Linked DNA regions of Homo sapiens: regions 2, 3, 4, 5, 6 and 7 are each linked to region 1. Evidence: chromatin contacts called from ENCODE Hi-C or POLR2A ChIA-PET data. All regions are on one chromosome and are shown on one strand. Each heading gives the region's core, a stretch centred on a gene start or an enhancer-like site at or near the end of the contact. The rest is flanking DNA. Distances are from core to core; before and after follow the strand shown. Region 1 holds the start of DEK (DEK proto-oncogene). Region 2 holds the start of TFAP2A-AS2 (TFAP2A antisense RNA 2). Region 3 holds the start of GCNT2 (glucosaminyl (N-acetyl) transferase 2 (I blood group)). Region 4 holds the start of C6orf52 (chromosome 6 open reading frame 52). Region 5 holds the start of MAK (male germ cell associated kinase). Region 6 holds the start of SMIM13 (small integral membrane protein 13). Region 7 holds the start of NEDD9 (neural precursor cell expressed, developmentally down-regulated 9).

Region 1 (3,419 bases), core at 509-3,008:
GGTGGCTCCGCGTGGGCCTGCAGGCACCCCTCAGCACAAACAGCCTGGGCGCCATGGATGACATGTTGATGGTGGGAGGCAGACACGTTCCTGGGGGGAAAGGGGTAGGTCCCTGCCCACCTTCAAGCCAGGGATGGCCTGAAGCCTGGGGGGCCTGGTGGCCAGTTCCAGGTAGAGTCTGCAGCCCAGAGTGAAAACTAGTGGTGCTTTTTCTGGGCCCACCCATGGGCCAATCAGCACACACTTCCTCCCTTCTGAGCCCATAAAAACCCCAGACTCAGCCAGCGCTCAGGCCTACCAGCTGCAGGAAGGAGCTACCCACTTTGGTCTCCTCAACTCGTCAGGACCACCTGCCTGCAGAAAGGAGCTGCCCACTATGGGTCTCCTCTCCACTGAGGGCAGGACGCTAGTCGGGACAACCCCCCTGCAGAAAGGAGCAACCCACTTCAGGTCTCAGGAGAGCTGTTCTGTCCCTCAGTGAAGCTCCTGTCCACCTTGCTCACCCTCCAGTTGTTTGCGTGCCTCACTCTTCCTGGACACAGGACCAGAACTCAGGACCTGCCAAATGGTAGGATTGAAAGAGCTGTAACACAAATAGGGGTGAAACACAACCCCCCACTCCCAACCACGTTGCAGGCAGCAAGAAGGAGAGATGAGCTGTGGAGTGTGGATAGGATTTGAGTGGGATAAATAGTGTGGAAAATGGCATACCGTTTGAGGGTAGAAATGACACTATTCGCGTATGTTTTGGAAGGGGAACAAAAGGAAAAGGGAAGATTCAAAGGAAATGTCTAATTTTTGTCCTGCAACCCAGAGTCCAGGCAAATTTCACTGATCACATTTCTATTAAGTCCACTGAGTACAAGGATCCTTCAGGTGAGCTAGTGGTTGAAGAGTTGGGAGAAAATAAAGGAAATCACATACAAAAGAAGGCAGCATTGAGCAGGGAAGATACTGCTTTGAGTGTCTGCAGTGTTGAATGTGTAAAAAGCATCTGCATAGATGACCTAGAACTCTGGGAGAAGGGTCTGGACCCGGCCAAATAACATATTTCCTCTATTATAAAACAGAGAGTGTGTGTGAGAGAGGAGAGGAGAAGGAATGGGGTGGGAGGGAGCCTCTCCCCTTATATTTACAGGGGTGTAAATCTATGTGGCTGGCTATGTGAACCTTTAACGTGGCAGGTAGGATCTTTTTCCTTTCGGTGCACCTTACAAGCGATGCGGTCCTCAGAAATACAGATTTGGGAGTTATCTATCACCCAGCATGATTTCTGGAGCATTGATGAGACCGCTGATTAATTCTCCTCCGCCTCAGAGTAACACTGTCGATAGCGACTTCGGAGATCTCTAAACTTCTTTACCGCGCCCGCCGCGCCCCTCCGCGGCCCGGGACTGCTCATCATCTTTTCCAGGAAGCGACCGTGGAAACAATAAACACGCAGGCCCCCTAGCGTCCTTCCGTTCCGCGCTGCCAGGCCGCCTCGCCTCCCGCTCCCGCCCGCCCCGCGGGACACAGCCCGCCCGCACTCCGGGGCCCGAGCGCCGACCACACTCCAGGCGCAGCCGGGGAGAGCCCCGCGCGCGCATCCCTCCGCCCGCGGCCGAGGCGACCCCTCGCGGTCCCGCCCGCCCGAGCTTCCCGCGGAGGCACCCGGCCGCCCCGCCTCCCCCGCCCCGCGCCCGCCAACTCCCAGCTCGCGGCCCTGATTGGTCGCCGCATTCCCGCTCTCCTTCCCGAACCGCCATTTTGAAAATCTTGTTGATTCTGGGGAGCCGAGCGCGCGGCGCGAGCGTCACGCCAGACAGCGGCCCGCGCGCCTTCTCCTCGGCGTCGGCCGCCGCCGCCTCCCAGAACCTCCTCGTGCCCTCGCGTGCCAGGCCCGCGGCGGCCGAAATCCGCGGTAAGGGCTGCTTCGGGACGCCGGAGGCCCGGTCGCCCCTGCCGCGGCCGACGGGGGAGGGACGCGGCCATTTGGACGGCGGCCTGGGGCGGGGGAGGGGACGTGGAGGGCCGGCAGCTCGGGCCGGGCCGGGAACAGCGCAGGCCGGGCGGGCGCGCGCGCACGCGGGGCAGCGGGCGCGGTTTCCCGCCTCGGGAATCCCTGGACGGCGGCGGCGGAGCGGGAGGGAAGCCGCCCCTGGGGACTGAGCGCTGCGGTCCCGGCTATGGGAGGAGGCAACTTTCAGGGCAGGTGTCCCGCGGGAAGGGTAGCATCATTCAGGGTGGCCGCCCGGTCCTGCCTGCGGGAGTAGGAGGACCGAGACGTCCGGCTTTCTTCCCGCATGCAGGTTCACAGCATGTCCGCCTCGGCCCCTGCTGCGGAGGGGGAGGGAACCCCCACCCAGCCCGCGTCCGAGAAAGAACCCGAAATGCCCGGTCCCAGAGAGGAGAGCGAGGAGGAAGAGGACGAGGACGACGAGGAGGAGGAGGAGGAGGAAAAAGGTGGGGGGAGTCGCATCCCAACTGATGAATTTTTCAGACCGAAGTTTTTTTGTATTTTTCACCCAGGAAACAGTTTTCTTGCTCTTTTGGTGTTTAGAGGCGTGAAGTCGGAGTGATTTTCAGCGAGAATGTGTGCACAATTTATCTGCTTTTGTTTTGAGCGATGGCGTAGAATTGACTTTGTGTATTCCGGTTTTTAAAGTATTTGTTAGCGTGGTAGAGATGTATTGGAGTGCAGCCGACTTCTCGTCCGCTCTAAACGTTCGTTAACATTTCATCATTTGACGGGAAGTTTGTAGGTCTTGGATTTGATTTTTTTTTTTACCTGTGTGTGTGCACCTTTGAAGTTGCTAAGTGGATGTTCTAATTTTGTCCTTTTCATTACACATCTTTTGCCTTTTGAAGTTATTGTAAGGTCTTGGTGCAGCCCGTTAAGACTGAAGTTATAAGGCTAGACCCGGAAGTATTTGAATACTTTCGAATATTTTTACATTTACCAAAAAGTTTCCCTCCCTGGCAAACAGCGGTGAAAGCTGTTGCTACTTGAGAAAGTAGTTAAAAATGAAGAAAGTGAACTCTGAAAGAAAGTTAAATGTGAGCCCAGCACTGTCTCGGTTTCGAACCTGTGTCTGTTTTAAGGGAGGGCGATATGAGCCCTGATTTGACTGGAGGTGTGAAACGGAAACTTGACTGAATAGAGGAGTGTGCTGCGGCAGTTTATCCAGGATGCATGCAGTGTCTGTTTCAGGTGTACCCGCTTCTTGACATGTTTCCAAACATTTAAAAATCCGAGTCGCATCTCTTAGCATTCTTTGATATTAGCTTAGTCTGCGGTTATTTCGTATATGTTTACGACTCAGCCACACTTGGGAAGAGGTTGAAGCGCTCTTCCTAAACCCGGATTTTTTTTAAGCCTCAACCAGCCTGTGGTCACAATCTGGGTTAAGATTACAAGGTGTGCCTTTTGTTTGTTT
Region 2 (3,419 bases), core at 510-3,009, 7.9 Mb after region 1:
GATGGGAGGAATATTAGCATACTTGTTCAGAGGAGAAATTGTTAGAAAAGTGTCAAGTGATTTGCATGGATTTGTAATCTGTATTGTGTTTAGTGAGTAGAAATAAAGTTTACTGAATTAAATGCTATTCACTCTTGGTAGCAGCTTTTTTTTTGGTTATGGTGGCAATGTTACATTTCAGGATTCTAGGCACCACCAGAGGACGATGCTATATAAAACTGTTCTCATTTCTAACCCCAATCAGTATATTGTTAGCTAGTTTAAAGTTTCATTTTTGCATCTGTGAAGTCTTTGTCACGTCAAATTAGATGTGCAAGGGATAAATCTTAAGAGATGCTCTTTCCAAGTCGACATGATAATTGGCTCTTTTATTAGTAATCTCTCAAGAGTTCGTTTAACTCCTATTGTCTCTATTAGCCTCCCCAGAGCTATTAATGTCACAAGTGATCTATCCAAAACCTAGAGCCCCCCACCTCCCTATACCTCTAGCATATCCCCATTAAAGAACGCATAAGGAACACTGTGATGAGATTGTGTGCATATGATGTCTCCAAATGGAATTTTAAAATACAATGCATACTGTACTTAAATGGTTGTGAATGCATCTGAATTACACTGGTGCTGAGAAACGTAATGCATTAGTATACTTTCTGCAGGTCTTCTATTTTTTTTTTTTCTAACAGTGGTGAGTCCAGCAATAAAGAGCTTATGGTTTTAACTAGGAAGTATATATACCCACTTTCCCAATAAAGGCGCTTTAGCAGAGGACTGTTAAGTATTTACTTAACAAAAGGGCACATTGCTAGTATTCCACTGTAGGCCTGTTCTTCCCTCCCCACTCCGCAGTTCAAAACTGGCCTTGGAATGGATCTCCAAAACTGAGACGTTTTCAAAATTGAACATAGGAAAGGGCCTATTTATCAAAAAGACGGGACGTGTGGTGTGGACAACAAAATCCACCACTTCCCAGCGTGGTGCCTCAATTAAAACGCTCGTTTACAGGGTGCTTTAGCCATCTAAATTGTCGGCTGATTTTAATAATGGGTCTTTGAAGCAGTTTTTCCCCGACACTAAAACCCCACCCAGCAAAACCCCTGAAGTACAAGTAACTTGCTCTCGGTTTGCAAATGTAATTCCCTCCCCTGCACCCTGAACCCGTGGTCCTGGACCTCATCTGGGGCCCACTCCGCTCGGATGCTCAGCGCCTCAGGGGTCACCAATTTCACCACCCATCTCTAGAGAGCACCCTTGACGGCGAAGGGGAAAGGGTCAAGGCAGAAACGCAGGCCAGGCTGGCTGGGGGAGGGCAGGGCCGCCTCCCGGCCGCCGGGTGAGGTAGGGAAGGGCTCGAGCCCGAGGAAGGGAAGTAGCAGAGCCACAGAATTTCAGAGCCGGACGGAAAAGCGGGGACTGTGGCCCAAAGCCTGGGATCCGGCCCTGGCCGGGATGAGGGCCGGGGTCGGGCAGGATTTGGGGGTGATCCACGACGCCCAACACGCGGCCTCCCCTCTGTCTCCGCAGGCCCCGTGTCCCTGTCCAAGTCCAACAGCAATGCCGTCTCCGCCATCCCTATTAACAAGGACAACCTCTTCGGCGGCGTGGTGAACCCCAACGAAGTCTTCTGTTCAGTTCCGGGTCGCCTCTCGCTCCTCAGCTCCACCTCGAAGTACAAGGTCACGGTGGCGGAAGTGCAGCGGCGGCTCTCACCACCCGAGTGTCTCAACGCGTCGCTGCTGGGCGGAGTGCTCCGGAGGTGAGGCCCGGCACGGCCCCGCCCGCCCCGCCCCGCGGCCGGGGGAACCACTGCGCTTGCGCCGGGGCGGTGGCGGCGACGCAAACAGGCCTCGCGCCGCGGCCCTCCCTACGCGGGAAAGGAAAGGGGGCGGGGAGAAGAGCGTAGAGCCAAGTGGGCGGGATCTGGGGGCGGGGGAGCGGGCGATGCGGCGCGCGCCTGCGCTCTCCGCTGCTTTCCCGCGAGCGAGTTCTGGTGCGCGCTTCGTTCGCTGCCGCGCGCTCGCGGAGTCCTCCGCTCCGCCCTCCTCCTCGCGCAAGCGCAGCTCGCTCCGCCGCGGGCTCAATCCCGGCCACTGCAGCCGCGGGGCGCCGTACAGCCACCTTTTCCCTCTTCGCGCACACCTTGCAAGCCCAGGAAAAGTTCCTCTCAGGCTCCTCGCTTTGCCTTACCTCTCTGAGTAGGGTCTCCGAGGGTAACCGGTCGTGCCTTGTATAGGGTTTTAATAGAATGGCTTTTAACTAAAGGAAGAGAATGGTTGTCCTCTTGAGTCCGCACGCCATGCTTTCCGGTCGCTGTCATCTCCAGACCCCCATACTATAGGCGTTTGCATATGATGATGATTCCCAATTTACTGAGGCCCTGATGTGTGCCAGGCTGCGTGCGAGCATGTTTACGTGCATTGTGTGTAGTCACTACCAAGGAATGCATCTGTTACATACATAGCCAGGGATTCTTACCTCACCCCTGCGAGGTTTGAGTGATTCATTTAGTAGATAAGATTTTATAAGGGTCAGCAAGGTAAAGCACCTTCCCTTAGGGCAGTTTTCTCCCTGCTGTGGGCTTCCTACCCCTAGGATTCCACTGCACGTTGTGAGTTGTGGGGCTTGTGTTGAACTTACCCGGATAATGTTTCTTCTCTTCTTTAATAATACTGAGAACTTCATTGTTTTGACTGTTATTCATTTACTTATGTGTTGATAGACCCACAGTTCCTTTCTAGTGGCTATATCCCGCACAAAGCCTATAAAGATCATTTTTTGGAAGGGTTTAACATCAACCATTCTAGTCTTTTCTTCCTCCTGCACAGTCATTTTGCTTTCCCTTTGTAGTCTTTCACTGACACAGATCTTTTCCTTGCCCTCTGCTTTTTCCTTCCCTTCCCCCATCCCCAATATTGGAGACTGTTTACCTAGGGGAGTATAATCTAATCCACACAATTAAAGAGCACTTGAGTAGGGAATAAAATCTGAAATTAATTAATTTGCTGTTTTATTTAAACAATTTATCTTAACCACTTTCTGATTATGGGATTCTATTTAGACATCTGTTTAGAACTGCCTCCATTGTCTCTGAAATCAGTGAAACTTTTAGGGCTGATATCAGCTTTTGACATTTCCAGTTAGGCTGGTGACATGGCACGTAAACAGTTGGCGAAACGAATTTCCCTTTGGGGCTAGAGCCAGAGCAAGAAACGTGAGAGTGATGATAACTTTGGTTACTCGGAACAACCTAACAGCATATCTTGCAAAGACAGTTTTAAAGACCCCATTGGGATTGGTGTGATTGTAACAGCAGAGAAAATATACAGGAATCAGTTGAACTCAATACCTCAAACCCTAGAGATGGGGCTGTGTTTGTTTGTGGTTCTTCTTTAGAGAGTTGGGAAATCAAAACCTTCCAACCT
Region 3 (3,419 bases), core at 482-2,981, 7.7 Mb after region 1:
AAAGTTAAATAGCAGCTCAGTTACTAGGCGGAGTCGAGGCCTTAAAGGCACTTTCCGCCTGCGTTTGCACATGAAAAGATATCTGACAACTCCAGGCTTTCCAAGCCAGGGTCTCCGGGAGAAGCCAGAGCTGGAGAACCTCATTCGTTTTAAGTCTAATTTTACTGTTGCAGAAAGTTACCCTGGAGTTGAGGATTGAGTGTATTCTATAAATGGGATATTATGAGAAGCTAGAACAGCAGCCCAATCTCCGTGCCCGAGGCTTTGTTTGTTGTTTTCACCTTTCTGGATGGAGTTTTGCTCTTACCCTCCCGACCTCTATCGCTCAGAAAGTCCTTGATAGGATTTTGAAGTTACAGGAACCAAAAATTACTGCCATAGGTAGAATACTTCCACAAGGGAGACCTCAAGCTTCTGATCACTAAGAATAATTACATGAAAGAATATAGCCTCCCTTCTTCCGATAATTGCAATATGCTGTTCAATCAGAACAGAGTGCAAAGAAACAGATCCTTTACGCTGTAGGGTCCCCAGGGCCTGGGATTACAGTCTCCCTATTTCTTCTGGAAAACCACAGCCTACAGGTAACTACCCTCTATTTGGCCAATCTACTACCAGGTGCAGAAAGACTATTTACAAGTGACGACTCTCAAAGGCCTACATTTAAAAATAAGGAAAACAGAAAAGTAGCTTTGAGTTTGGCAAAACCTGAATTTACTTAGTAGACCTGTCTTTAATATCAGAAGATGGGTTTTCATAGAATGGCAATATGGATCTACTACTTTTCTACATGGCCCAGAGCTTCATTTTCAATTTTACCTATTATCAAATGAGGTTCATACCTCACAGGAATGTTCATACCTCACAGCAACTAATTAAATAAAATACATTTCAGGCTGTGGACGGTGGCTCACGCCTGTAATCCCAGCACTTCAGGAGGCTGAGGCAGGTGGATCACATGGAGTCAGGAGTTTGAGACCAGCCTGGCCAACATGATGAAACCCCATCTCTACTAAAGATACAAAAATTAGCCGGGCTTGGTTGTGCATGCCTGTAGTCCCAGCTACTCAGGAGGCTGAGGCAGGACCCAGGAGGTGGGGGTTGCAGTAAGCTGAGATCGCACCACCGTACTCTCGCCTGGGTGACAGAGTGAGACTATGTCTGGAAAAAAAAAAAAAAATTTAAATGCCAGACAGTACCAAGTACCTTATCAAATTCTGGAAACATTTTCCCTTGCCTGAAGGAACTGAGAAACATAAACCATTAAGTCTGAAGTGAACGTTGTTCTTTCCTACAAAGTTAAAAGTTGTAACTGAGATACAGAAGGATACTAATGATTTAGAGACAGATGGAAAACCCTCGTGCCCAGTAGGCCCATCATGTAATGAAACAACATACAAACATGCTATTCTTTGAAAAAAAAAAAACCTTTGAAAACAGAAATCTCATGACCAAATGACTCATTCAACATTTTTTGGTGTACTTACTTTATGCCCGGCACTGTGCTAGGTTCTGGAAATATAAAACATCCACGCAGCCCATTTGAGTACCAGCCTATTGGACCTTAAACTGCTGTCAGCGATTTAACAGAGGTAACACGAGAAGACCAGCTCCCCGCAGTTTCCTCCCTCCACCAGTTTCCCAGCACGCTGACCTCCACCTACCTCTCTCAGTTCCCAGGAGGGTAAGATTGCCCAGAGGCGTCCAGCAGTGAACACAGTAAGCCTGTTTAAGGTAAACGCAGTTTAACCCTAGCGTTTTAAGTGGAATAACAGAGGCTGGAATGTGAAAGTGGGAAGGTCTGTTTGCTTTCAGTCCCACCCCCAAGGCCTGCCCTAAGAGTCTGAGACAGGAGAACACACGTCTACAGAGAGCCTGCCTAGAGTCTGGATTTTTTAAGCTGCTGGATACCAGGTGCTACCTGACACCAGCTCATCCCCTGCCTCTAGAGTCCTGGAGGGCTTTGAGTTGATCACTTTCCACTCCAGGAATGTTATAAGAAACCGCTCAGAAAGGTAACTGCCCTGGGTGTAACTGGGTTTTTCATGAGGACACTCCAAGATAGACCTCAGGATAATTATTTGGGTGTTTTCCTAAGACTACCCTCCATTTTGCCCCCTTAGAGGCTGCTTTTTCAAGAGGGGAAGTTTTGGATTCCCTCACAGACCCCTCGTGTTTAAGGTTCCACTCTTATGTTTAGTTATTGGTAGGAAATCTTATAGTCTCTGCCCCAGGGTAACCTCTAACAGATTTAGATATGTGTTCTGCTCAAATGCTACCCACACTGGGGAAGGGGAATCCTAAGGTGGCAGCAGAATTTAGTAGAAAATGCCCTGGGCATTTTCAGAAGGCAAGTTCTCTCCTCTCTAATGCAAGCTGTATATCTTGAGCAAGTCACTTCCTCTCTCTGAACCTCTGGCTTTTCCTAGGCCAGGCAAACGGGCTCTTTACATACCCTTTCAGGAATGAACTGATTCCTGTCCCAGGAAACAAGCTAGTCATACCGTGCATTTAGCCATATCCCTCTCTTCTGCCAAACACTTTGCAGTCAGAAGCAGCTTATAAAATTCAGTGGGGATAAAGCAGGGTATGGTGGTGTGCACCTGCAGTTTCAGCTACTAGGGAGGCTGAGGCGGGAGGGTTGTTTGAGCCCAGGAATTCTGAGACCAGCCTGGGCAACATAGTGAGACATCAACTTAAAAAAAAAAAAAAAAAAAGAAAAAATCCAACTGAGTTAAAAAAAATTTTTTTCCAGTCATAAAGCCAGGATAAACTGAAGAAATAGCAAATCAACTTTTTTTTTTTTTTTTTTTTTTTGTGACAGAGCCTTGCTCTGTCACCCAGTGCAGTGTCACAATCTCAGCTCACTGCACCCTCTGCCTCCCAGGTTCAAGCAATTCTCCTGCCTCAGCCTCCTGAGTAGCTGGGACTACAGGCATCCACCACTATGCCCGGGTAATTTTTGTATTTTTAGTACAGAAAGGGTTTCACCATGTTGACCAGGATGATCTTGAACTCCTGGACTCAAGTGATCCACCCCTCTTGGCCTCCCAAAGTGCTAGGATTACAGGCGTGAGCCACCACACCCGGCCCAAATCAATGATTATTTTTCTTTTCTTTTTCGTTTTTTTTTTTTTTGAGACCGAGTTTTGCTCTTGTTGCCCAGGCTGGAGGGCAATGGCACGATCTTGGCTAACCGCAGTCTCTGCCTCCTGGGTTCAAGCAATTCTCCTGTCTCAGCCTCCGAGTAGCTGGGATTACAGGCATGCGCCACCATGCCCTGCTAATTTTTTGTATTTTTATTAAAGACGGGGTTTCTCCATGTTGGTCAGGATGGTCTCGAACTCCCGACCTCAGGTGATCCACCCACCTTGGCCTCCCAAAGTGCTGGGATTACAGGTGTGAGCCACTGCACCTGT
Region 4 (3,419 bases), core at 351-2,850, 7.6 Mb after region 1:
GATTTAGTAGAAGTATAGGGTAATGGTTAAGAGTTTCAAATGTCAGAGACCCTCGGGGGCTCCTGACATTTTGGGGTCAGCTGTGTCAATTATTATCTGTGTGTCCTTCAGCAGTCACTTAACCTATCTAGGACCAACATTTTGGTACTTCATCTGCAAAACGAGAATAACTGCATCCTCCTCAGAGGGTTGCTGTGAGGACTACTGTGTGTCTGGAACACAGTTAAGTAATTTCACTACAAAAAAAAAAAATTAAATAGCATCATCTTTGACTATTCAAAACACATCACTTTTCAGCCAAAGACAAAGAGCAAATAACTGGAGTAGGAAACAAAATAAACGAAAGCAATAGGCCAAGTGATATACTTCCAAATTTTCTGGATAATTAAAGACCGACGCCTTGACTTCATAAAGAAGTACTGTACTCAATTTTCTAGAAAATGCTTAGAATTGCTTCAAGAATAAAAGTGAGCTAGATGTTAGGAGGTCGGATTCCTAGTCGTGAGTATAGTCCTATCTACCTATTTGACTACTGATAATTTATTTGACCTTTTTATCTATTCACACATCTAGTAATATCATATTCTGCTGTAATTTCTCTCCATCTATGCGTCTCCTCAGTCCTCCACCCCTTATGTAGGCAACGTCTCTAAGGCAAGATCCATACCTCCAGCATCTTTGCATCTCCACCGCCCAGCTCGCCATAAGTTCCCAACAAATAATGAATTGGTATCGCTTTACCTATAAGGGATTTATCCTAATCTAGTTCTAGTAATTTGTAAAATTCCAGGGCAGAAATTCAGCAAAAGAGCGAGATCTTCTTTCATTAAATTCTGAATACTGTCAACTTATGGGATCGATCCTTAAATCCACAATCTACGACTCATTTGTCCGTATGCAGAAATGCCGGTTTCCTTTGTGTCCCGTGGACCTTTTGTCTACTAGAAAAGGCAGATATTGCCTCATTTTGATAAAATGTCCATTCTACGGTTTAAAAGGTTAGCTTTTCTCTTAAGTCTCTTAGGTTTGATTCATCAAATCATCCAGTGAACAGCAGGCGCTCCAATGTTCACCTCTGCTGTGTAGGAACCAAACCCGACCTTCCCGGCCCCGCCTCCGACTGTCTCTAACTACGCGGTATCTCACCTCGTGGTCGCCGCAAGCCTCGGGCTCCGGGTGTACAGCGAACCCAAAGAGGACCTGCTCGTAGCAACCAGCGACCAGCTCCATTCAGCAGCGCACGTGCCTCTTCCGCCAGCCCGGCTCAGCCTGGAGGTGACAGAACCGGAAACCAAAAAAAAAAAAAAAAAAACACCTGACTCCTTTCTGCATCGGCGCTCGAATTATACGTCAGGCTCCAGGGCTGCCTTTAAGTCGCCTGTAACGTGGAAACACTTTAAGCGCGGGGAGGTCACATGGATTTTCCAAGAAGAGAATAAGTAAAGATGCCACATGAGGAGGTTCTCACTGCAAGGAGAAAAAAATCGGGGGCAAGCAGGCATATCTCAGGAAGGTGCCAGCTACGCCCGTCTGAAGGGAGCGGGCGGGACATCCTCTGCGAAGCCCTTCATTTCCGTGACATCAGGAGGAGGTGGGGCCGACTTCCGGCCGGTTGCTTAGGGGCTGTAGCGCCGGCAGCGTGCATTGTTGTGGGCTGTGTACTAGTAGGGTAGGAGTTTTTGTTCAGGGACCAGCGGAACGAGGCTTTCTGTCGTTAATAGGGTAAGGAGGGGTGGGATTAGGGTTCGCGGTGACTTGTTCCAGCGGCGCAGCGCTCGCGCTGCCTTGACGGACTCGGAGTGCTAGATGTGTCCGCGTTCCCGTCTGCCCGGGCCAGAACCCCAGCCCTGCACACTTTCTCTGTCTGCTTGTCTAACTCTGGGGCTGTATTGGCCAAGGTTGCGGCACCTCCTGGGGAGGGAGCAGTGAGCCTTCATTTTTTTTTTTTTTTTTTTGAGACGGAGTTTCGCTCTTTTTGCCCAGGCTGGAGTCCGGTGGCGCGATTTCGGCTCACCGCAACCTCTGCCTCCCGGGTTCAAGCAATTCTCCTGCCTCAGCCTCCCGAGTAGCTGGGATTACAGGCATACGCCACCACGCCTGGCTAATTTTGTATTTTTTAGTAGAGACAGGGTTTCTCCATGTTGGCTAGGCTGGTTTTGAACTCCCGACCGCAGGTGATCCGCTTGCCTCGACCTCCCAAAGTTGCTGGGATTGCAGGCGTGAGCCACAGCGCCCGGCCAGAGCCTTCATTTGAGAGTTGGGAAAACAAAGTGAGCCTGAGCAACATATTTTGATGCCGTCTCTACAAAAATGTTATAAATTAGCCCAGCATGGCGACGCCCGCCTGTGGCCTCAGCAACTCGGAAGGCTGAGGTGGGAGGATTGCTTGAGCCCAGGAGGTCGAGGCTGCAGTGAGCCGAGATCGCTCCACTGCATTCCAGTCTGGGGGACGAGCCAGGCCCCCTTTCAAAGAAAAAAAAAGTTTTATTTAATAAGGTTTAGAGATTCAGGTATGTCTTAGACATTACAGCTTTCCTACAAGCTCCCAACAGAGTAAATCTTGGTTCGTATAGTTCTCATAAACACCGTAGTAGGTCATTTGGTAAACAAGATGCATAGTCCATCCTTCTCAAATCTTCAGCCTCCATTTCAAGTGCGATACAGTGCTTCAGCGCTTAGACCCTTTTGTTTCCAATAACTTTTCTTCTCTGGTGTTCTGAATTGTTAGTACGTGTTAATAGAGGCTAGTTTGGGTCTTGCAGAAATGATTTCATTTGGGATGCTTTGGTTGTCACTGCAGTGCAGAAAAGACCTTGTTATTGTTAGAAATAGATAATTGGTGACACGAAGAAAAGTCAGCATGGAGACAAAAGATCTCTCAGCAAGGCAATTTTTACTTTATGCAGAAAGGGTGCTCAATTGCAGATGGAACGATGGTGAGAGCACTCCTGAACAAAGGAAAAGCAGACATATTTGTCCCTTACGCCTTTGGGTTGTCCTTACTGCTGTGTCCTGCATCCGTTGGCTGGGGCTGGACCTCATAATCTTAAACTGATACCCGATTTGCTAAACAGGCTGTGAGCTGGAACGTGCCTGGGCCTGTGAGCATGTCCCGCAGTTACATACAATAGGGCTTAACAGAGTTATTAGCACAAAGCAAGGAGGCTTGAAGTAAGTTAGTCTTTAAAAGAAACTATTGTTTCTAACATTTATGATTTATTCTTTAACAAGAAGGGAAACTTTGAAGAGGCAACTTTTTACTTTCTACGTCATCTGCCAGCTTTGTCCACGCCAAATGTAAACACTTCTCAAGACACTGAAATGCTGTTGACAAACTAATTCTCAGTCTAGTGGAAATCCTTGTATTCATTCACTCTTCCAAAATCTTTCTTGGCTGGGCACGGTGGCTCACTCCTGTA
Region 5 (3,419 bases), core at 552-3,051, 7.4 Mb after region 1:
GCTCACTGCAACCTCCGCCTCCTGGGTTCAAGCTATTCTCCTACCTCAGCCTCCCAAGTAGCTGGGATTACAGGCATGCGCCACCACGCCTGGCTAATTTTTTGTAGTTTTAGCATTTTAGTAGAGATGGGGTTTCTCCAGGTTGGTCAGACTGGTCTCAAACTCCCGACCTCAGGTGATCCGCCCACCTCGGCCTCCCAAAGTGCTGGGATTACAGGCATGAGCCACCGCGCCTGGCCATTTATTATTATTATTATTTTGAGACAGAGTCTTGCTCAGTCACCCAGGCTGGAGTGCAGTGGCACGTTCTCCGCTCACTGCAACCTCTGCCTCCTGGGTTCAAGTGATTCTCCTGCCTCAGCCTCCCGAGTAGCTGGGATTACAGGCATGTGCCACCACACCCAGATATTTTTTGTATTTTTAGTAGAGATGGGGTTTCACCATGTTGGCCAGGCTGGTCTTGAACTCCTGACCTCAGGTGAGCCACTCACCTGGGCCTCCCAAAGTGCTGGGATTACAGGCATGAGCCACTGAGCCCCGTCTGTTTTTAAATGTTTATTTCAATAGCTCTTGGGGTACAAGTGGTTTTTTGTTACATAGATGAATTATATAGTGGTGAATTCTGAGATTTTAGTGCACCCATCATCTGAGTAGTGTATATGGTACCTAGTGCATAGTTTTTTTTATCCCTAGGCTCTCTCCCATCCTCCCCTTTCTGAGTCTCCAAAGTCCATTATTTCACTGTGTATGCCTTTGCATACTCATAGCTTGGCTTTTGCTTATAAGTGAGAACATACAGTTTTTGGTTTTCCACGCCTGTATTACTTTGCGTAGAATAAGGACCTCCCACTCTTCCAAGTTGTTGCAAAAGACATTATTTCATTCTTTTTTTGTGACTGAGTAGCAGCCTATGGTGTATATATACCACATTTTCTTTATCCACTCATTAGTCAATGGGCACTTAGATTGGTTCCACATCTTTGCAATTGTGAATTGTGCTGCCATAAACATACGCGTGAAAGCCTACTTCACTTTAAGCTGTGAGGGCCACAGGCATGTCTGTCGTGTCTACCTTGGCGCTATTCTTGGTCCCAAGCCCACATCCTGACACCTAATAATTACTAACTTGCCGCACCACTGCTTCATCACTTATGTTTCTGTTTCGTAGACCCTTTTTGCCAGCCAATCTGAACTATTTGCAGTAACACAAGTGTGCCTTCCTCTCTAAATTCTAGACTAGTTACAATTTACCCATTTATTCACACATTCAGTCATTTTTCTTGGAATTACCACTATCTAACTCTGTGGCTGATACTAGGCAGGTTCTCTGAATGAATAAATGGAAACAAACTTAGAAGGGCAGCTCAAGAGGTAATACATACCCAAGGAATTGACCAATTTAAGGAACTGCATACAAGAACAGTTTTTCCCCAGGCACAAGTAAACAAGTGCAAGTATGAGGCAAACAGACTTCCTTCTCTTGCTCTGCCCGGTCTGGGAACCATATTTTAATTAATCAAGACTTTGTAGAATGAATCGGAACAAAACCAAAACAAAATAAAGGGCAAACAAACCAACTTCTGACAAAGACCTGACTGAAAAGGTAATCAACTCCCCTAAACCCCAAGTCTAAATGGCACACTTGCTGCAGCTCAGCCGACAGTCCCCCGGCTCCATGAAGCCCCGCCCCGGGGAAGGCGGGGCCTGCGGGAATTGGCGGGGATTTCCCGCGAGGCCACGCCCTCTCTGGGCCGGCCGTAGGCCCGCCTGCTGCCCCCGCCGTTTCCTAGGAGATGAAACACACAAGACGCCGGAGCTTCACAAGGGAGCGAACGAGGTAAGCAGCAGGCGCGGACAGGTAATCCCCAGCGGGCTGCAGGGCCACCACCCTCTGTCCGACCCAGCCGGAGCCCGACCTGCGAGGCTGGCCGGGCATGTCCCCTCGGCGCCCTGTGCTACCAGGGCCAATCTCCGCCCGGAGACCGGTCCCTGACGCCGGTAGGGGAAGGACTGGAGGGAGGAGGGTCCCCGGAGGGGCGGAGCGGGCGGGAGTGGTCAGCCCGAGGGAAGGCGGTCGGTGTCTCCCAGACCTCTTGACCACTTTCCCGCCTCCTGGACCGCGGGGGCCGGCCTGGCGTGGGAGGATGACGGCCGGGCGTCCCTTAGCCTGAGACCCCCGCCCCTAAACTCTCCTCCGGGATCTCCCACCTCTGCTCCCCTGCTGCTTGGGCTGGCGGTGGAAACTGTTTTTAGGACAGAGAGGCAGGATTGGGTCTCAGGGAGGCAGCGGAACTGAGTTCAGAACTGTTGCAAAATCTAAAAGGAGGGAGAAAAACAGGAATTAGGTCCGACTCCAGCCCTCGCTGGTGCATCCCAAAGGACGCTCAGGTGAAAGTGGAATTCCGCACACCCCCGTCCCCCCCAACGGCGCCGGACTCCCGGCGCCCGGGGACGCCCCCTCCTTCCACCACGCGGTCCCTGGAGCCTTTTAAGAGCCCTGGTTTGCAGAGTCGGATCAGAAAGTGTGTGACGAAAACTGTCCCTTTTCTGCAAGTAATCCGTTTTAATTTAGGGACAGGTCGAGAGTGCGGTGTCGAGAGCAATAAAACTGGTTTTTAGTGGTTAGTAATCTCAATCCTACAAGGAAAGAGCTGTATGCAAATGTGGTTAGATAATCGTTTAAAAGAAACAGACATTTGTTCTAATGATAACGGAATTCTCAAAGAGGGAAGCCAAAGTTATCTGACTTTATTTATTCAGAAACACAACCCATTAAGTGAAATAATGGTGAAAACAAAAGTGACTTTCCAGCTTTTCGATCGGGCCCCGCCTCCCCGGCCCTTCAATTCCCGAGGCTTGACCGGGAGGGAGAAAGTTCCCCCAACCGCGCCACCGCCTGCTTCCACTGCAGGCACCGGGCAGGACGTTTAATCTCTTCGTCGGGGTGGACTTTTTTTGTGTATAAGCTTTGAAATAATTTGTGAATATGAGCACAGAGAACTGTGCTTTTATATTTTAAGATACAGTCTTTGTTTTCCCATTGTAATAGCTCATTTAATTTCTGTAAAACTTCGACTTGGTTAGTTTGGGATCTTTTTTTCCTGCGTTGCTTTTTAAAGAGTTTGGTGACTTTTAAAACGTTAATTACTCTTTTGTTGTGTATTAGAAGCGTTAAGCCAGCCTCGGAGTGACATAATATGTTCTAGAAAGCCACGTTGAAGACATCCAAGCCTTATCTCTTCAGTTTTTGGCAGACGCTTGTTTTACCCTTCATTTGCCCTCTTTGCTAATCTTCTTTAATCCTATCTGAATCTCTTATTAGCTGGCAAAAGCTGTTGAGAGTAAAGGCTATATTTACAACAATTGTGCACTTAGAGAAACGGTAATTATGAACTTAGATTAAAAAGTTGAAAACTAGA
Region 6 (3,419 bases), core at 268-2,767, 7.2 Mb after region 1:
AAAATAAACATATAAGTTTATAAATACATACACATGCATATGCACAAGTGCACACATATATTCCACAGCGTCACTAAGTATTAATTTGTACATTTATCGTGTAATGAACAAGCCCTATAGTATCTGTATGAATTCTGACCCATTATTACATCAACCTGAACCCATACTTCAGTCTTATAAATATGTGTAAACTCACTGACACGTGTTCTACGTACTTTTTAGATTTTCACAATTGCTTAGCCACTTTGCTAAGAGACCTGTGGTTATCAGCTACTATACATGTACAAAGAAATCAAAAAGATCTAAAATTGGGCTACCATTATTTGAAGAAAAAAGTTGAACGTCCTCTCATTCCAAGAAGGAAAATACGCACAGCATTCGAAATAGCACCATTATTATAGAACTGAGAGTTAGGTTACCCGACCCTGCAAGTTTAATATAGCCGGTGTTTCTAAGCTCTGCCTGGTCTCCACATCTCTGCTTGGAATTGAGTTTAAGGCTGAACTCTAAGTAAACAATTTCACGCGTGCTGAAAACCCAACTCTACCCCACTCGCTGATGAAACGAAGGTGACACCTCTCATTATTAAGGTCAGAATCTGTGCAAATGAAAAAGGACCAATCAATCACTTCACCTTCGAATGCAGGCCAAGGTTACAATCTGGGCAGCCTGTGGTGAGAATGAAAGAGCAGACGCTGCCGGTGAAGCAAGGCTGAGTTTCACTCAGAGGCAGGAAGCCCTGGAGCCTGTCCTTTCCCTCCCCAGGATGCCCGAGGGCCGGCCATGAGTAAAGGGCCCACCTCTGCGCTCAGCCCTAGAGGCTAAGGGACAACAGTTGATTTTAAGACAATTGTCCGTCCACGCCCTTTTGTTTTTTTCAAAAAAACAAACAACAAAAAAAACCCCAGCAGATCAGCGACCCGGCGTGTGGAACTGCCTCGCGGCTACCGCCCCCACTCACCGCACACCATCAGCAGCAGGACGATCAGCAGCGTGGCCACGAACACAAGCAGAGTCAGCCCGACGCTGTGCCACATCTTGGGGGCAGAAGGGCAGTCGGCTCGGGGCGGCTGGCGCGGACGGCGGTGAGCGCGGGCGGCGGCGCGTCCTGCGCTTCAGCGGCGGGCGCCAGGCGCGGCTGGGCGCCGGGGCGGCATGGGCGGCTGGCGCCCCCTCGGCAGCGCCCCCAGGGGGTGGGGCGGCGCAAAGGCGGGCACTGTGGGACCGCCCGCCCGCCCGATCCTTTTCCCGCCGGGGTGGCCAGAGCGCGGGAGGCAGGCGGGCCTCAGGGCGCCTCTAGTCCCTCATCGCCCCGGAGAGCCGAGGCCGCGGCACCCAGAGACCCCAGCGGTCGGATGCGCTTCCATGGCGGACGCCGCGCGCCTGTAGGGAGGACAGAGGGTAAGCACGGGTACACACGGCGGCCACAAGGCCCTCGTCGCTGTCCACCCGTGTCTCTGAGACCCCAGGGATGCCAGATGTCAGCGTCGCCCGGCCGCGGCTGTAGCGGCTTCTCCGCCCCAGGCCCCCTACCGCTGGGGCAGCTCATCACCAAGCTCGCCTCCTCCGCGGCGCGGGGTCGGCTGGGAGATGGAGTGCAGAGCCTGGTGGAGTCGGGACGGCGTTGTCTCGCAGGGACTACAACTCCCAGAATGCACCGCCACTCGGGCTTCGCTGCTTTCATTCTCGGGCGGCTCTGCCTTTGGTCTTGCTCAAGTCGCCTCAGTCGGACGACCGTGGGCTGGCCTTCTCCAAAGCCGCGGATCTGGCTGCCCGTCCTGCTGAGGCGCCAGTGAGATTTCAACCATTACTCCGTATACAAAGTCGTTTTGTTTCTAGCCGTAATCGATGAAGTACGGCGAGAGAGGAAAGAGGAGGCGGCTGCCTGAAAAACTGGTTGCTCGTGCACCTAGCCCTGTTGCCGGGGGCGAAGGTTGGCTATTTGGGACTTGGAGGAAGAACTCAGGTCCCTGCCGCAGACGCGGGTCAGGACACGAAATCTCATTTTCCCCCTGCAACAGATGTTATGTTCTATCTTTTCGTAAGTAAAGCATTTCAGAAATGGCCCGCGGGTGACTTAAGGACAGCTGCACTGCCCTCAAATCACCTGCCTGAGTTGTAAGTTAGACCCAGCTGCCTCCTTGAGACCAAGCTTGGAGATTTTGCCGCACTGGCTTACACCTCTACGAAACAAGACACTGTAGTAATCTCAACTACTGTATCTCCACCCAAAATTGAAACTCCCCACTTCCGCCAGATTACATTCATTTGTTAAAGAGGTGCCCCCAGAAGAATAGAGGGTAAATGTGTCCCTCTTTTAGAAGGAATCAGAGCCTTCGAGTTTTCCTGTGATTCTTTTGCTCCCTGAGATACCTTTTTACTCTTCTAAAAATTACAGTTTCCTGTCTTCTGTCTCCAAAAACAAACACAAAAGTTCTAAGCAGCAATCCCTTGATTTAATAAATGTATCCTGCCATACCCAGCTGCCCTACTATGTGAACTGTATTCCCTAAGAAGCAACATTAGGAACAAATACCATGTATAAAAATACATTAAAGGATAATTACTTGCTTTGCAACAGATTTAATATAGATTCCTGTGAAGAGAATGAACCCAGTGCAATTAAGATATATTTACAAAAAATCAGTGTGTGCTTTTTTCATGGGTGGTTCAATTATGTTGCATAATTAAAACACATTTTATTAAAAGCCAGTTGAAAATACGCGTCAGGGCTAGGCGAGGTGGCTCACGCCTGTAATCCCAGCACTTTGGGAGGCTAAGGCGAGCAGATCACCTGAAGTCAGGAGTTCGAGACCAGCCTGGCCAACATGGTGAAACCCTGTCTCTACTAAAAATACAAAAATTAGCCGGGGGTAGTGGTGGGCGCCTGTAATTCCAGCTACTCAGGAGGCTGAGGCAGGAGAATCGCTTGAACCCAGGAGGCCAAGGTTGCAGTGTGCCGAGATCACACCACTGCACTCCAGCTTGGGCAACAGAGAGACTCTTATCAAAAAAAAAAAAAAAAAGAAAAGAAAAGAAAACAGCCATCGGAAGAACTAAAATAATTTATTTTAAAGGACCTTTTTCTCTTTGATTCACATATATTGGAATACCTATAGGGGCCAGGCACTGTTCTAAGTGCTGGGGATACAGCAGTGAATAAGACAAAGTGCCTTTACTCAAGATGCTTATATGACAGTTGGAAAAAAACAGACAATAAGCATAAATAGAGAAATCTCAGGAACTGCTATTAATAGCAAGACAGTGTGATAAATGTAGGTGTGTTATTTTAGCTTGTTGGGGGATCAGGGAAGGTCTTCCTGAGGAAGTAACATTTAATCTGAGTCCTGAATGACAACAAGGATTCATGGAAAGACCTAGAGAAGAACATACCAGGTAAAGGGAACAGCTAGTGCAAA
Region 7 (3,419 bases), core at 578-3,077, 7.0 Mb after region 1:
ACTGTTTGAAAACATTAAAATAGGATGGGACAGCACTCACTTACTCAATGATATTCATCAAACAAAACAGAAAAAGGATTCAGCTTGACCACTTAGGAAGCCAAAGGAATGTTATCTAGATCTCTTGGAGGCCGCAAGACTCATCTTACAGATGGGAAGGGCTTTGAATCATTGTCCTCCTTTATCCAGGTAGACACCAAAAACAATTTCCTGCAAACTAACGACTCTCCGGTCAGTCTGCAGGATTCTTAAGGAGATCGTTACAATGCAATATGCTGCGTGCTTAATTTGTGTTCAGAAAGGCCTTGCACAATCACTCAGGCTTATTTTTGCTCTAAGGACAAATGAGGAGAAGCAAGGCCTAATACAGGCTGGAACAGGTATGTCAACCTCATTAGGATGGCCTGGGGGGTCATGTCCCTGGAATCAGTGCCACACTGAACTGCAAACTAACCTGCCAACCCTGTATCTGGAAACCACTTTTGTAGGACAGCTGTTCTCTCATTCCTTTTGCTTAGATCATAAAAGTAGAGTTTTCATCCATTGGGAATTTGTGTGTTAGACGCGAAGGGAATCAGATTCTGATCCAACTTGGTCAGGAAAAAAAAAAATAAGGGCTGATTTTTCCATCCAAGTCATGTAGTCTGGTTGGAGTGCATCCCACTCAGGGACAGCTATTGTCTGGATTCACCGAGTCTCAGTCTTGCCCGGGAAAAAGGAATTTTTCGCCTCACTGCTCTGTCCGTGAGAAGAGTTGCAGAAGGTGACCATTTCTGTTTTCTGGGTGATTCTCTTTCTCTATAGAAATCCTAAAATGGAACCTTTATAGAAATTATGTTCTGTGCTTCGCTGGAGAGAGACTGGTCTTTTTAACCAGGCTCATCAAACAGTGGGCATTTTCGTTCTCCTGGATAATAAGTGTTGGTGGGTTAATGGGTCATCCTCAGGACAGAGGTCAGAAGGAAAAACACTGCAGTGTTCAAAGCTGGAGCTAGAAATGCCAGCCGTCAAAGAACACAGAACTCAGTGGACGGTGATGATGTATAGGGCGTGCACTGGCCAACCCCATCCGAGAGGTCACATCTAACCTTTATCCTCAGCAAAGCCACTGAAGGTCGCTCAATATGTGTGACCCGCAACTCTGAGGCCCTGGTGAGAAGCTGTCCAGGAAAACGCTGGTGCGTGTGCTAGAGGGTTCCTTTTCACTAAGGGAGAATTGTCTTCCAGCTCCTTGCAGACTGACATCGCAAAGTACTTTGAACGTTGAAAAGAACAAAAAAAGCAAACAGTCACACACACACAAAAAGTAGGCGGGAGGAGGGGGAAAGAAAAAGGGACAGAGAGAGAGAGAGGTATCAGCAGGGGTGGTTAGTAAAAAGGGGCCCGGAGACAGAAAACCTTTTGTTCCCGGAGTTCGTTTCATGTAGAGATTGTGAGGTGAATGGCTTTGAAACGAAATGGGTTTATGAAGGAGTTGCTAGGTCACAGGAAGCGCGACTGTCAGACTGCTTTTGTGAATTCAGTTTCTTTAAAATTTGGGTTAATCTTAAAAAGAATGTATCTCCTTTTCCTGTTCTTTCTCTTTCTGTCTTCTTTTTTGGCGGGGGCGGGAGGACAGAGTAAGGTTCAGGACGGTTCCCCACTTTCTGTTTTATTTTCCACCGTCTGATAAAGCAAAAAGAAGCGATCACATTACAAGTTCTTTGTCAGTTTTTCAGAATTAGGGGTGGGCAGGGCCTGAGCATTACCTTGTCCCACTAGCCAATGGCGGGGCGGCATGCAAATGAGGTCCGCGATCAGCCTGCCTCAGTCACAACAGTGAGCTCAGAGACTTGAGGGAGGCGCTGCGACTGACAAGCGGCTCTGCCCGGGACCTTCTCGCTTTCATCTAGCGCTGCACTCAATGGAGGGGCGGGCACCGCAGTGCTTAATGCTGTCTTAACTAGTGTAGGAAAACGGCTCAACCCACCGCTGCCGAAATGAAGTATAAGGTAAGAGAGTGCCTTTTACAGGTTACCTTGCAAGCTGAAAGCTGTGCCTGCGGGTGTGTGCTTGTGTATGCGTGTTCCTTACTGTCAGTCCCTTGTGTGTCCCGGAGAGTTCTAAGATGAGTCTCGGTCACTGAGGTTGACATGCAAGCAGACAAGCAAGCAGAGACCCGGTCTTTGAGACCCACTCCAGGGGTTCACAGTACACCCGAGTCCATCTGCTCTGAAAGTTGCCGGGGAAATACCTCGGTGAGAAGTTAAGACTTGGAGCCGCTTCACAGCAGCCACTGGAGATCAGAGGGTGTCTGACTTGAATCGCGGCAGGCATTGGCTCAAGTCTCCTTGGCTTCCCCAGGCCTGGCTTCCACTGCCCTGGGGAACTGTAATGAGAGGAATGAGGACTGCATAGTCTGTCTCAGACTGGCTCTTAGTGCAAAGTTTTCCAGACTTTGCTTTAATCGTTTGGTCTCGGAAGGAGTATGCCATATGCACTTTTGGTGGGAGAAATTAAAAGCCCAGATTACACAGCTGAGGATGGAAAATTTTGACATCCTTATGTTATATTGGATGTAGGAATAAATAAGTATGAGCCATTTCTTGAAAACATTTTTATTGGAGTTTGAATGGGGTGAGAGTGCGAAGGCTCAGGCTGGCTCATTGTGCCTGAAAGCTTACAGAGTGTCATAGTCATAGTACTTCAGCAGCATTATTTTCCAATGCATTTTACACCATTGTTTGTGGATTTTTCTTGCCAAAAGGATTTTTGACTTGCTCCGTATATTCCCCCCTCCCCTTTTTCTTTTAAGTCACTCCCATCTAAGGAGGCAAGCAGCTTCCAGGGGACACAAAGAAAGCAGACTGCAATGAATTGGACATGAATTTTTCTTGAATGATGAATAGACATGAGTGCTAGTGCTACTATTTTATTTTATGCTATTTTAAACAAAAGTGTTATTATTAAGATGGATTTGGGCAAGGGTGCTAGGCTTGTGGATTGACAATTTATATTAACTGTACACTAGCTGGAAGCTACTTCGCTTTTTTTCTAAATTTTTCTGGTCCATCCTTTTTTGATGTAAGGTTGTAAATACTTGGTCTAACTGATAGCCACTGACTAGCCTCAGTAATAAAGCTTTTGTTCAAAAACTATGAATCTTATTCAAAAGCTTTAAGTCTAAATGTCAAAAGTCTTTATAGTAATGCCTACGTTACCACTGTCTGAAGACACAGGTATCAGCTATTTCTGTTTCATCAGCTTTCTATTATCTTCATCAGTAGGGAAGATCAGAGGAAAGGGTCATCCTGAAGACTATTAATATTTGACTTTAGGATGCAACCAGAAACAAATCCCTCTACTTGGCAGGAAAGTTATCTTCCTTAAAGTGGCTCACCCCATATTTCCTTATTTAGAACAATGATAGGACCAGATAT

What was found. A loop is a pair of places that touch in the nucleus more often than their neighbours do. ChIA-PET counts read pairs that join two places held with the same protein, here RNA polymerase II (POLR2A). Pooled maps may share reads with other maps.
Region 2: a loop to region 1 is called in a map of naive thymus-derived CD4-positive, alpha-beta T cell, with 21 times the contacts of the local background. The contact joins the promoter of TFAP2A-AS2 here to the promoter of DEK in region 1. A Hi-C loop is called at or near these places in 2 of 168 maps with a recorded cell type or tissue (both naive thymus-derived CD4-positive, alpha-beta T cell) and 7 of 50 pooled maps. POLR2A ChIA-PET finds 5 or more read pairs at or near these places in 1 of 52 experiments (BJ).
Region 3: a map with no recorded cell type shows a loop between it and region 1 (4-fold over the local background). The contact joins the promoter of GCNT2 here to the promoter of DEK in region 1. A Hi-C loop is called at or near these places in 6 of 37 single-sample maps with no recorded cell type and 3 of 50 pooled maps. POLR2A ChIA-PET finds 5 or more read pairs at or near these places in 1 of 52 experiments (activated B cell).
Region 4: a loop to region 1 is called in a map of CD4-positive, alpha-beta memory T cell, with 16 times the contacts of the local background. The contact joins the promoter of C6orf52 here to the promoter of DEK in region 1. A Hi-C loop is called at or near these places in 1 of 168 maps with a recorded cell type or tissue (CD4-positive, alpha-beta memory T cell) and 9 of 50 pooled maps. POLR2A ChIA-PET finds 5 or more read pairs at or near these places in 1 of 52 experiments (T-cell).
Region 5: a loop to region 1 is called in a map of naive thymus-derived CD4-positive, alpha-beta T cell, with 12 times the contacts of the local background. The contact joins the promoter of MAK here to the promoter of DEK in region 1. A Hi-C loop is called at or near these places in 1 of 168 maps with a recorded cell type or tissue (naive thymus-derived CD4-positive, alpha-beta T cell), 1 of 37 single-sample maps with no recorded cell type and 6 of 50 pooled maps.
Region 6: a loop to region 1 is called in a map of naive thymus-derived CD4-positive, alpha-beta T cell, with 17 times the contacts of the local background. The contact joins the promoter of SMIM13 here to the promoter of DEK in region 1. A Hi-C loop is called at or near these places in 2 of 168 maps with a recorded cell type or tissue (both naive thymus-derived CD4-positive, alpha-beta T cell) and 8 of 50 pooled maps. POLR2A ChIA-PET finds 5 or more read pairs at or near these places in 1 of 52 experiments (activated CD4-positive, alpha-beta T cell).
Region 7: a loop to region 1 is called in a map of naive thymus-derived CD4-positive, alpha-beta T cell, with 10 times the contacts of the local background. The contact joins the promoter of NEDD9 here to the promoter of DEK in region 1. A Hi-C loop is called at or near these places in 1 of 168 maps with a recorded cell type or tissue (naive thymus-derived CD4-positive, alpha-beta T cell) and 5 of 50 pooled maps. POLR2A ChIA-PET finds 5 or more read pairs at or near these places in 1 of 52 experiments (GM12878).

Annotation. Positions count from the first base shown.
Region 1 is chr6:18,262,869-18,266,287 of GRCh38, reverse strand. DEK (DEK proto-oncogene) reads left to right here and starts at 1,758. Exons shown (of 11, transcript NM_003472.4): 1 at 1,758-1,903; 2 at 2,292-2,445. The coding sequence starts at 2,301. LOC124901270 (a long non-coding RNA gene) reads right to left here and starts at 1,756. Exons shown (of 2, transcript XR_007059486.1): 1 at 1,211-1,756; 2 at 1-558. RefSeq lists silencers at 1,398-1,677, 1,718-2,077, 2,138-2,197 and an enhancer at 2,083-2,634.
Region 2 is chr6:10,402,842-10,406,260 of GRCh38, reverse strand. It overlaps TFAP2A-AS2 (TFAP2A antisense RNA 2), which reads right to left and starts at 1,759. Exons shown (of 1, transcript NR_145448.1): 1 at 1-1,759. TFAP2A (transcription factor AP-2 alpha) reads left to right here. Exons shown (of 7, transcript NM_001372066.1): 4 at 1,522-1,753. RefSeq lists enhancers at 1,478-1,587, 1,398-2,015, 1,811-2,105, 2,018-3,217 and a silencer at 1,718-2,097.
Region 3 is chr6:10,519,663-10,523,081 of GRCh38, reverse strand. GCNT2 (glucosaminyl (N-acetyl) transferase 2 (I blood group)) reads right to left here and starts at 1,731. Exons shown (of 5, transcript NM_145649.5): 1 at 1,665-1,731. LOC101928146 (a long non-coding RNA gene) reads left to right here and starts at 1,676. Exons shown (of 3, transcript XR_001743961.2): 1 at 1,676-1,734. RefSeq lists enhancers at 1,385-1,444, 3,165-3,419.
Region 4 is chr6:10,692,797-10,696,215 of GRCh38, reverse strand. C6orf52 (chromosome 6 open reading frame 52) reads left to right here and starts at 1,600. Exons shown (of 5, transcript NM_001145020.3): 1 at 1,600-1,722. PAK1IP1 (PAK1 interacting protein 1) reads right to left here and starts at 1,244. Exons shown (of 10, transcript NM_017906.3): 1 at 1,147-1,244. The coding sequence starts at 1,230. RefSeq lists enhancers at 1,217-1,596, 1,026-1,628, 1,637-1,686.
Region 5 is chr6:10,836,921-10,840,339 of GRCh38, reverse strand. It overlaps MAK (male germ cell associated kinase), which reads left to right and starts at 1,801. Exons shown (of 15, transcript NM_001242957.3): 1 at 1,801-1,837. RefSeq lists enhancers at 1,119-1,278, 1,329-1,388 and a silencer at 1,609-1,738.
Region 6 is chr6:11,091,932-11,095,350 of GRCh38, reverse strand. It overlaps SMIM13 (small integral membrane protein 13), which reads right to left and starts at 1,517. Exons shown (of 2, transcript NM_001135575.2): 1 at 962-1,517. The coding sequence starts at 1,037. RefSeq lists enhancers at 828-947, 828-1,369, 1,618-1,827, 1,370-1,910 and a silencer at 1,048-1,357.
Region 7 is chr6:11,231,076-11,234,494 of GRCh38, reverse strand. NEDD9 (neural precursor cell expressed, developmentally down-regulated 9) reads left to right here and starts at 1,827. Exons shown (of 7, transcript NM_006403.4): 1 at 1,827-1,991. The coding sequence starts at 1,980. RefSeq lists silencers at 1,740-1,789, 2,270-2,319.